3 separate regions of the Homo sapiens genome follow, and all the other regions are linked to region 1. Evidence: chromatin loops called from intact Hi-C (ENCODE). Cell type or tissue: adrenal gland. All regions are shown on one strand. Links, peaks and the distances in the headings refer to the core of each region. The heading gives the core; the rest is flanking DNA.

Region 1 (2,500 bases), core at 1-2,500:
CTGTAATCCCAGCACCTTGGGAGGCCGAGGTGGGCAGATCACTTGAGGTCAGGAGTTTGAGACCAGCCTGGCCAACCTGGTGAAACCCCATCTCTACTAAAAATACAAAAATCAGCCAGGTGTGGTGGCGAATGCCTGTAATTCCAGCTATTCTGGAGGCTGAGGCAGGAGAATCACTTGAACCCGGGAGGCGGAGGTTGCAGTGAGCCAAGATCATGCCATGACACTCCAGCCTGGGCGACAGAGTGAGACTCTGTCTCAAAAAAATAGATAAGTAAGGCCGGGCGCAGTGGCTCACACCTGTAATCCCAGCACTTTGGGAGGCTGAGGCGGGCGGATCACGAGGTCAGGAGATCGAGACCATCCTGGCTAACACGGTGAAACCCCGTCTCTACTGAAAATACAAAAAATTAGTGGGGCATGGTGGTGGGCGCCTGCAGTCCCAGCTACACGGGAGGCTGAGGCAGGAGAAGGCGTGAACCCAGGAGGCGGAGCTTGCAGTGAGCAGAGATCGTGCCACTGCACTCCAGCCTGGGCAACAGAGCGAGACTCCGTCTCAAAAAAAAAAAAAAAAAAAAAGTACCTGGCTTTGCCATCTCCATGGCCCATGGTAGGATTGTCCTAAATGGGATGCCCAGTCCCAAGCCACCTGACTCCTGGTGCTGGGCTTCTGTGGGGCCACTGGGACCAGGACTTGTCCCCTCTTCCTCCTGATTTAGCCTCATCCAGGCCCCTCTAGGGACTGTCCCAAGGTAAAGAATCCCTGACTGAGCGCATAGCTGCCTAGGAAGCCTGATCAAAACGCAGACTCCTACCCACCCTAGAACTTTTACTCCACAAGTTCCTAGGGAATTCTGATCAAATTTCAGGTTTGGGAACCACTGGCCTGGCTCACTGCACTCATTTTACAGGTGGTGGGGAAACAGGTCTGAGTGTCCCGGTCACCCAGCACACGTGGACCCATGCCCTTTCTCGGCTGTGCCGTCCTCCGAGGGTTTGGGGGCCTCCTTGAAGAAGGCACTGCCCTCATCTCTGAAGCCTCCCTCTCCCGTGCTTTTTGCACTGGGGGGCATGGGTGAAACTTACCTGGGGCGAGTCTCCTGAAAGCGGAATCCTTTGACACAGACTGCCCTGCAGCGCCACCTTTTGGCAGATCCTGGTATTGTTTTAGTATCTCACTCCATCCTATAGCAGGGGAATTTGCAAATGGCCAAGTGCTTAGCTTTGATTGGCTCCCGCTTGACTCACGTGTTAGAATGGGGCTGGGGACAGTGATCTGTGTAGAGCCCTTGTGGATTCGAGTTTCTGGTGAGGCATCTTAGAGAACAATACTGTCTGGTTCAGGGTCAGTTTTTTTGCCTGAGGTCTGGCCAGCCAAGGTGGCCCAGGAATTCACTGCAGGCCAGGTGCGGTGGCTCACGCCTGTAATCCCAGCACTTTGGAATGCTGAAGCAGGAAGATCGCTTGAGCCCCAGGAGTTTGAGACCAGCCTGGGCAACACGGCGAAACCTGGTCTTTACAGAAATTAGCCAGGTGTGGTGGCGGACGCCTGTAGTCCCAGCAACTCGGGAGGCTGAGGTGGGAGGATCACCTGAGCCCAGGGAAGTCGAGGCTTCAGTGAGCCGTGATCATGCCACTGCACTCCAGCGTGGGTGACCGAGTGAGATCTTTTCTCAAAAAACAAAACCAAAAAGAAATCACAGCAACGTGAAGGTTAAGGCTAACTTTTCAAACATCAGAATCCTGACAATGGTTGCAGTAGCTTTCAAGGAGACATGGTGTGTGGCCAGCCCCTCCAGGGCTGTGTGGACAGCTTTTTGTGTATTTTCCTGGGTGACTCACAGCATCAAAGGGAGAAAGGAGGTAGTAATTGTTCAGCACTTGACATGTGCTTGAACACTTCGTAATCGCAATCCTGTGCCAGGCAGTGGCACCATCTCCCCTTTTTAGATGAAGAAACCGAGGCACCGAGATAAAAAGTAACTTGCTCAAGGCAATTTAGGAAGTTGTAAAACCAACCAACACATATGGAATGTGTATTATCTGCTAGGCTCATTTAATATCTCATCTGACCTTCCAGATACCCATCTGATGTAGGTACCACTCCCAGCTCCAATTGTGAGATTCAGAGGGGAGAAATAACTTGTCCAAAGTTGCACTTGGTTAGTAAGTGGGAGAGCTGGGGTTGCGCCAAGGAGTCGGATGCCAGAGTCCATGCTGTAACACCACTACCCGGCCCCCTGCACCTTGCTGTGCCTCACCTGGCACCTGTGCTCCGTTCTAGGGCTCTGGAGGCCACGGGCATGATGCTTCGGGTCCTGGTGGGGGCTGTCCTCCCTGCCATGCTACTGGCTGCCCCACCACCCATCAACAAGCTGGCACTGTTCCCAGATAAGAGTGCCTGGTGCGAAGCCAAGAACATCACCCAGATCGTGGGCCACAGCGGCTGTGAGGCCAAGTCCATCCAGAACAGGTGGGACCCAAGGGGTGGGTGGGGGGA
Region 2 (2,500 bases), core at 1-2,500, 140 kb before region 1:
AGTGCTTTTTATGTGCACAATTGTTGATATTCACACTTGGACCTCCACTGTTCTTCAATAACATAGGGCTTGTTTTCTTGCTTTGGGTAGAAATAGCAGATCGTGTTTCCTGAACACTCAGACTTCACCTTCCTAGGTTCTCTGTGGCCAGTTTCCCACAGCGGGCCCATGTCCTGAATTATGCTCTAGACTAATTCAAGTCACCCACATATTAAACATCAAATCCTTTGCCCTGAAGCCAAAGCTCTCTCTTTGGGAGTTAAATAAATGAGATGTTCACGCACACAATTACTCAAAAGGTTGGGCGCGAAGGGGCCAATTCTTCTTGTTGTCGTTGTTGTTGTTGTTGAGACAGAGTCTCGCTCTGTAGCCCAGGCTGGAGTGCAGTGGCGCAATCTCGGCTCACTGCAAGCTCCGCCTCCCGGGTTCACACTATTCTCCTGCCTCAGCCTCCCAAGTAGCTGGGACTCCCGGCTAATTTTTTGTATTTTTAGTAGAGACGGGGTTTCACCATGTTAGCCAGGATGGTGATCTCCTGACCTTGTGATCCGCCCGCCTCGGCCTCCCAAAGTGCTGGGATTACAGGCGTGAGCCACCGTGCTCAGTGTTTTTTTGTTTTGTTTTGTTTTTTGTTTTTTGAGACTGAGTCTCGCTCTGTCGCCCAGACTGGAGTGCAGTGACACGATTTTGGCTCACTGCAACCTCTGTCTCCTGGGTTCAAGCAATTCTCTGCCTCAGTCTCCTGAGGAGCTGGTATTACAGGCGCCCACCCCCACGCCCGGCTAATTTTTGTATTTTTGGTAGAGACTGGGTTTCATCATCTTGGCCAGGCTGGTCTTGAACTCCGGACCTCATGATTCATCCGCCTTGGCCTTCCAAAGTGCTGGGATTACAGGTGTGAGCCACTGTGCCCAGCCTGGGAATTCTAAAAAAGGACTTAGTCTCCGTTGTCTAGGCTGGGCACTGGACAGTTGACCAGAGGCTCAACCGGATGCCTTCGAGAGGGCCCTGGAGAACTGAGAGGTCTGCGGTTCAATGGTCAGGGGAGAAGGAGGAATGTTCCCGGGCCTTGGTTTCTCCTTGGATTGAATTCAGTCTACACAAGGGCCTCTTGGGGCCCGAGTTGTCTAAGTAAACACTGATTCCTTGACAAGTTTCCAAAAGTGGGAACAGAGCAACTGTTTGGTTTGAACAAGCTGTGCTCTGTAAACCACCACTTGCATATGACCAGGGCCCCGTGTAAATATTTTAGCTACAGATGGAAAGAACATAACTTTTTTTGAAATCCCATCACTTCACTGCTAGACTTATAATGAATTATGTGTTGTCTCTATTTGCTGTTAGACTTAAAATGAATTATGTGTTATTTCTATTTGTTGGGAGGTCCAGTTCTCTAATTTAATTGTAGGCTGCTTAGATGTGCCTCTACTGAGACTGCTAGGGTTTGGGGAAAGCACAGTAAAGAACATGCCACTTTTGGCCGGGCGCAGTGGCTCACGCCTGTAATCCCAGCACTTTGGGAGGCCAAGGCGGGCAGATCACCTGAGGTCAGGAGTTCGAGACCAGCCTGGCCAACATGGTGAAACCCTGTCTCTATTAAAAAATACAAAAATTAGCTGGGCGTGGTGGCAGGCGCCTTAATCCCAGCTACTTGGGAGGCAGAGGCAGGAGAATTGTTTGAACCTGGGAGGCGGAGGTTGCAGTGAGCTGAGATCGAGCCATTGCACTCAAGCCTGGGGGATAAGAGCGAGACTTGTCTCAAAAAAAAAAGGAACATGCCACTTTTTCCTGCTTGAATTTGGCACAAAATGAAAGGAAGACACAAGAACCAAGTAGGTGGGGATGATAATATCACTTGATTTCCAGTGAACTGATTTTGGAGATATTTGATTTGTTTTAGGTGTGTGGTAAAGAGCTGCTGCTGCTGCTTCTTCCTCTTCTTTTTTTTTTTTTTTTGAGACAGAGTCTGGCTCTGTTGCCCAAGCTGGAGTGCAGTGGTGTGATAATGGCTCACTGCCGCCTTGACCTCCCAGGCTCAAGCAATCCTCCCATCTCAGCCTCCCAAGTAGCTTGGACCACAAGCACATGCCACCATGCCCAGCTAATTTTAAAAATTATTCTTGGTAGAGATGGCATATTAGTTTGTTCTTGCACTGCTATAAAGAACTACTGGGCTGGGTGCGGTGGCTCACGCATGTAATTCAAGTTTTGGGAGGCTGAGGTGGGCAGATCACCTGAGGTCAGGAATTCGAGACCAGACTGACCAATATGGTGAAACCCCATCTCTACTAAAAATACAAAAATTAGCCAGGTGGGTGCCTGTAGTCCCAGCTACTTTGGAGGCTGAGACAGGAGAATCACTTGAACTCAGGAGGCAGAGGTTGCAGTGAGCTGAGATCATGCCACTGCACTCCAGCCTGGGTGACAGAGCGACACTCCATCTCCAAAAAAAAAAAAAAAAAAAAAAAAAAAAAACAAAAAACTACCTGAGACTGCGTAA
Region 3 (5,078 bases), core at 1-2,500, 390 kb before region 1:
CCCACACACGACATCTAAATTTGATATATTAAGGAATAGCGATAAAGTGTGTAGCTTTTTTTTTAATAAGAGATGGTGGTCTTGCTTTAATATCCAGGCCAAACTCCTAAGCTCAAGCAATCCTCCTATCTTGGCCTCCTAAGGCTGGAACTACAGGCCTATGACACCATGCCTGGCTAGTTTTTAAAATTTTTTTGTAGAGACAGTCTCACTGACCTGCCCAGGCTGGTCTCAAACTCCTGGGCTCAAGCGATTCACCTTTGTCTCCCAAAGTGTTGGGATTATAGGTGTGAACCACCACCCCCAGCCAAGTGTATACTTTAGACATAGTGCAGCAGTAACTGCTAGAGAAAAAGAAAGCTGCAAGAATTTCTAGAAGTTGCCTCTGAGGAATGAGACTTGGAAAGTGACAGCTTTTAACCATGGGCACATATCACTTTAATAAATTGTCCAAATTTTAAGAAATAGACTGGGTGTGGTGGCTTCCAGCTTGTATATATAAACTGTCTTCCATCCAACTCTTGGAATCAGAGTAAAGCTTTTGGAAATCCATTTTGTGAGAGAGAAAGCATCTAACTGTTGTGAATGCTATTTCAAATTCAGTTAATAAAGCTCAACATTGAGAATAGAAATTTGTTTCTGCAGTGGACATACACTTACAAATGCCATGGTAAGGACGGTGGCTCACGCCTGCAATCCCAGCACTTTGGGAGGCCGAGGCGGGTGGATCACGAGGTCAGGAGTTCAAGACCAGGCTGGCCAAGATGGTGAAACCCCGTCTCTACTAAAAATATAAAAAATGAGCCAGGTGTGGTGGCAGGCGCCTGTAGTCCCAGCTACTCGGGAGGCTGAGGCAGAGAATTGCTTGAACCCGGGAGGCAGAGGTTGCAGTGAGCCAAGATTGCACCACTGCACTCCAGCCTGGGCAACAGAGCTAGACTCCATCTCAAAAAAAAAAAAAAAAAAAAAAGCCATGGTAAAAACAGCCTTATTAAATTAAAAATCCATGCAGCAGAAATGTACTTGTTCATAAACAATTGTGGAGCCTGGCACTCTTACCTTCCTGTTGCTTCTGAAATGTATTCAGAATGGCCCAATTTGAGACACTGGTGATGCCAACCAACCCAGTCACTGGGAACAAGCAGGTCAGAAATGAAGCAAGTAGGGCAGCCCATGGCAGCCTGAAGTTTCAGGAACTCCCCTCCTCATGAATTCCCATGTGCAAAATCTATGTCACCTCCTTCTCCAGTCTTTTTTTTTTTTTTTTTTCTTTTTTGAGATGGAGTCTTGCTCTGTCGCCCAGGCTGGAGTGCAGTGGCATGATCTCAGCTCACTGCAAGCTCCACCTCCCGGATTTACGCCATCCTCCCGCGTCAGCCTCCCGGGTAGCTGGAACTACAGGCGCCCACCACCATGCCCGGCTAATTTTTTGTATTTTTAGTAGAGACGGGGTTTCACCATGTTAACTAGGATGGTCTTGATCTCCTGACCCCATAATCCGCCCGCCTCGGCCTCCCAAAGTGCTGGGATTACAGGCGTGAGCCACTGCGCCTGGCCCTTCTCCAGTCTTTTATACAGCACAGAGCAGTTTCCTTAGTTTGAGGATGAATAAATATATATTAGACGCTCTCCAGATCCAGCTCTGCTCCTTTAGGTCTTTTTGTTCCTTCTCATTTGTTTTTAAATTAACAAATACGAATTGTATATATATTTAAGGTGCTGTTTGGGAACTGTCTCTTGAAGAAGCTCTTTAGATATAAAATGGCTGAGGGAGGAGGTGGAGTGGGAAAAAAAGAAGAGAAAAAAGATATGAAATGGCTGAATTCAAGTGGACATCAACTATCTTTGAGATATAGTATCCAGAAGATTCTAATAGGTGGGATGTGGCATAGCAGAGAATGCATCCCTGATGGGGATACTCAAGAGTCTCAGCAGCTCCTGGGGCTCATCTCGACTTGACCACTCAGGACCGTTGCTCCCAGTGTTACAGTTTATTTTCCTAAGATAACCACCCCATGCTCTCAAATGCTCTTTGTACAGGTATCTTTGACTCCCCTCCCAGGACACAAGAGTGATGCTATGGACTCCTGAGGCTGGGACATAAAAGGCCACATGGCTTCTGCCTAGATTGCTTGAGATGTGCTCCCTTGGAAGCCACATGCAGAGGCCACATGTGTGCCAGTTAATGACAGCAGCTGATAAGTGAATGTCTTCAGGTGACCCTAGCCTACAGCTGCTAAATCACGCCTCAGACACCGGGGAACAGATGAGGCTTCCCCCACTGAGTTCTACCCAAACAGTGGGTTTGCCACCACCCAGCTAATTTTTGTATATTTTGTCAAGATGGGATTTCACCATGTTGCCCAGGCTGCTCTTGAACTCCTGGATTCAAGCAATCCCCTTGCCTAGGCCTCTCAGAGTTCTGGGATTTCAGGAATGAGACACCGTGCCTGGCCTGTTTTGTTTTTTAAAAACAACAGTATTGAGACATAATTCAGACACTATACAGTTGACTTACTTAAAGTGATGTTTAATGCTGTTTCATGTATTCAGAGTTGTACAACCATCACAATCAATTTCAGAGCATCTTCATAAGCGCCCCCAAAAGAAACCCTGTACTCATTAGCAGTGAATCTCCATTTCCTCGCAATCCTCCTCCCAGTCCTAGGCAAGTACTCATCTACTTTCTCTCTCTCAAACAGATTTGCCTATTCTGGACATTTCATATAAACGAAATCATACAACGTGAAACCTTTTGTAATTGGCTTCTTTAACTTAACACGTCTTCAAGATGCACTTACCTTGTAGATGTTTAACTACTTCTGTCTGTGTATTTGTTTGTTTGTTTGTTTGTTTGGAAACAGGGTTTGCTCTGTCGCCCAGGCTGGAGTGCAGTGGCACAGTCATAGCTCACTCCAGACTTGAATACCTGGGCTCAAGCAATCCGCCCATCTCAGCTTCCCGAGCAGCTGGGACTACAGGTGTGTGCCATGGGGCCCCAGTAATTTTGTTTTTATGTTTAGTGGAGACAGGGTCTCGCTTTGTTTCCCAGACTGGTCTGGAACTCCTGTCTTCAATCAGTCCTACTGCCTTGGCCTCTCAAAGTGCTGAGATTACAGGTGTCAGCCACTCTTTTTTTTTTTTAATGGCCGAATAATAGTCTGTTGTATAAATATACCATATTTTGTTTATCCATTTATTCATTCTTGGACATTTGGGTTGTTTTTACTTATTGGCTATTATGAGCAATGATAATGTGAAATCTCATACCCAAGTTTTTTTGTGGGGAGATATGTTTTCATTTCTCTTGGCTACATACCCACAAGTGGAACTGCTGAATCCTATGGTAATTTTATGTTTAATCCTTTGAGAAACTGCCAAACTGTTTTCCAAACTGGTTGTACCATTTTACATCCCCACCATCAGTGTGTGAATTTCCTCCCCTGTCTGTCTCTTGCTCCCTCTCTCACCATGTGACACGCTGGCTCCGTTTCCCCTTCTGCCATGATTCTAAGCTTCCTGAGGCCCTCACCAAGAGCAGATGCCGGCACCACACCCTCTTGTACAGACTGCAGAACTGTGAGCCAAAGAAACCTCTTTTCTTTATACATGACCCAGTCTCAGGTATTCTTTTATAGCAACGCAAACAGACTAACACACAGCACCCTGGGAGATTTTATTCTTCCTTAGGTGGTGACTCTACTGTTAGGTTTTTTTCCAAATACTTCCATCCCTAAGAATTTAGTGAGGCAGTTCTAAATTAGACAAAGCGGGAGAGAGCAAAAGAGTTGACAGAAAAGCCTTGGGCAGCCTGAGCCACAATGAGCTTAGATGAAGTAGTTGGGACATTCGTGGGCAAACAAATGCCAGGCTTGATTAAAGGCGTCCACGACAGCCGGCTCCAGGGGCCCTTCCTCTGCCGCTGCCAAGTTCTGCTCCAGCTGCTCCAGGCTGGACATGCCCAGGATGACCGCGTCCCCGTGGGCACCCTGCAAGGGAGACGGCCAGACTTCAACCCTCTTCTGCTGCACAGCGACTCCACTCACAGCTGTCCCAGCCACCTCCCTGCTGAGATTTGGGATCTCTTGTATCCCATATGTCCAGAAAGAACTTAAGGTGCCTTGGATAGCTGTACCCATGTGACGCAAAACCTGTATCCCTTCCCCTACTGCCACACGACGCTTCCAGACAGACCTACATTCACAGCCCAGTTCTGCCCCCCAGCAGCTGTGTAAACGCGGCTAAGTTATTAAACCTCTCTGAGATTCAATCCTCTTTTCTATTTTCAACATGGTTATGGGTGTGAAAAATTATGTAGAGCACTTAGCTCCCATTTATTGAGCACCTACTGTATATATGCCAGACACTATTGCAACATCTAAGGCTGGAGTTGGATATAAGTGAGGAAGACATGAGGCACTGAGAGAGGGAAACTCCAGCTCCCACCAAAAGGATGAGGCTAGTGGGCTTTACAGTTGAACCTGTGTTAAAATGTCTTCCCCTTTCATAGCTGGGTGAAACTCAGTTTCCTCATCAATAACACTGGGATAGTCATTTCATAAAGCTGAAGGAATAATGAAATCCCTGCAGTGAAGCCCTCATTACAAAGCCTGGCACTCAGATACCATCAAAGACCAATGGGAAGGCCGAGCGCAGGGGCTCACGCCTGTAATCCCAGCACTTTCAGAGGCTGAGGAGGGCGAATTGTCTGAGCTCAGGAGTTCAAGACCAGCATAGGCAGCTTGGCGAAACCCCATCTCTACTATAAATACAAACAATTAGTTGGTCATAGTGGTGCGTGCCTGTAATCCCAGCTACTCAGGAGGCTGGGGGAGGAGAATTGCTTGAGTCTGGGAGGCAGAAGTTGCAGTGAGCCGAGATCATGCCACTGCACTCCAGCTGGCATAACAGAGCGAGACTCTGTCTCAAAAAAAAAAAAAAAAAAAAAAAAAAAGACCAGTGGGAAGAGTGTTTATGAGAGTTGGAAGAAAGAAATTTCAGAGGAATCGAGAAAACAAATGCTTTGGGCTTCACCTGAAGGTAATGAATGCTGGTTCCCCTGGAAGGGAAGAAGCTGA

The links. A loop is a pair of places that touch in the nucleus more often than their neighbours do. Peaks named below come from ENCODE experiments on the same cell type or tissue, not always from the same donor. Only the 100,000 strongest peaks of a DNase experiment are listed, where the experiment ranks them.
Region 2: it touches region 1 in a loop (2.0-fold over the local background); 8 of 110 quality-filtered maps call a loop at or near these places.
Region 3: it touches region 1 in a loop (2.3-fold over the local background); 43 of 110 quality-filtered maps call a loop at or near these places.

The regions. Positions count from the first base shown.
Region 1 is chr1:19,652,728-19,655,227 of GRCh38, forward strand. MICOS10-NBL1 (MICOS10-NBL1 readthrough) reads left to right here. Exons shown (of 4, transcript NM_001204089.2): 2 at 2,285-2,473. The coding sequence starts at 2,304. It overlaps NBL1 (NBL1, DAN family BMP antagonist), which reads left to right. Exons shown (of 4, transcript NM_005380.8): 2 at 2,285-2,473. The coding sequence starts at 2,304. Among named protein-coding and RNA genes, the nearest start is that of NBL1, 9.7 kb to the left of the region's middle. RefSeq lists a silencer at 1,166-1,305. In adrenal gland, for the core only: a CTCF peak has its summit at 1,134 (motif pointing left); a DNase peak (open chromatin) is centred at 1,144; H3K27ac peaks cover 396 bases.
Region 2 is chr1:19,513,514-19,516,013 of GRCh38, forward strand. All of the region lies in intron 1 of LOC105376819 (a long non-coding RNA gene), which reads left to right. The region is part of intron 3 of LOC105376817 (a long non-coding RNA gene); the gene reads right to left. Among named protein-coding and RNA genes, the nearest start is that of CAPZB, 29 kb to the left of the region's middle. In adrenal gland, for the core only: no CTCF peak of the experiment used is centred there; no DNase peak of the experiment used is centred there; H3K27ac peaks cover 490 bases.
Region 3 is chr1:19,263,473-19,268,550 of GRCh38, forward strand. It overlaps the pseudogene AKR7L. Among named protein-coding and RNA genes, the nearest start is that of MRTO4, 14 kb to the left of the region's middle. In adrenal gland, for the core only: no CTCF peak of the experiment used is centred there; no DNase peak of the experiment used is centred there.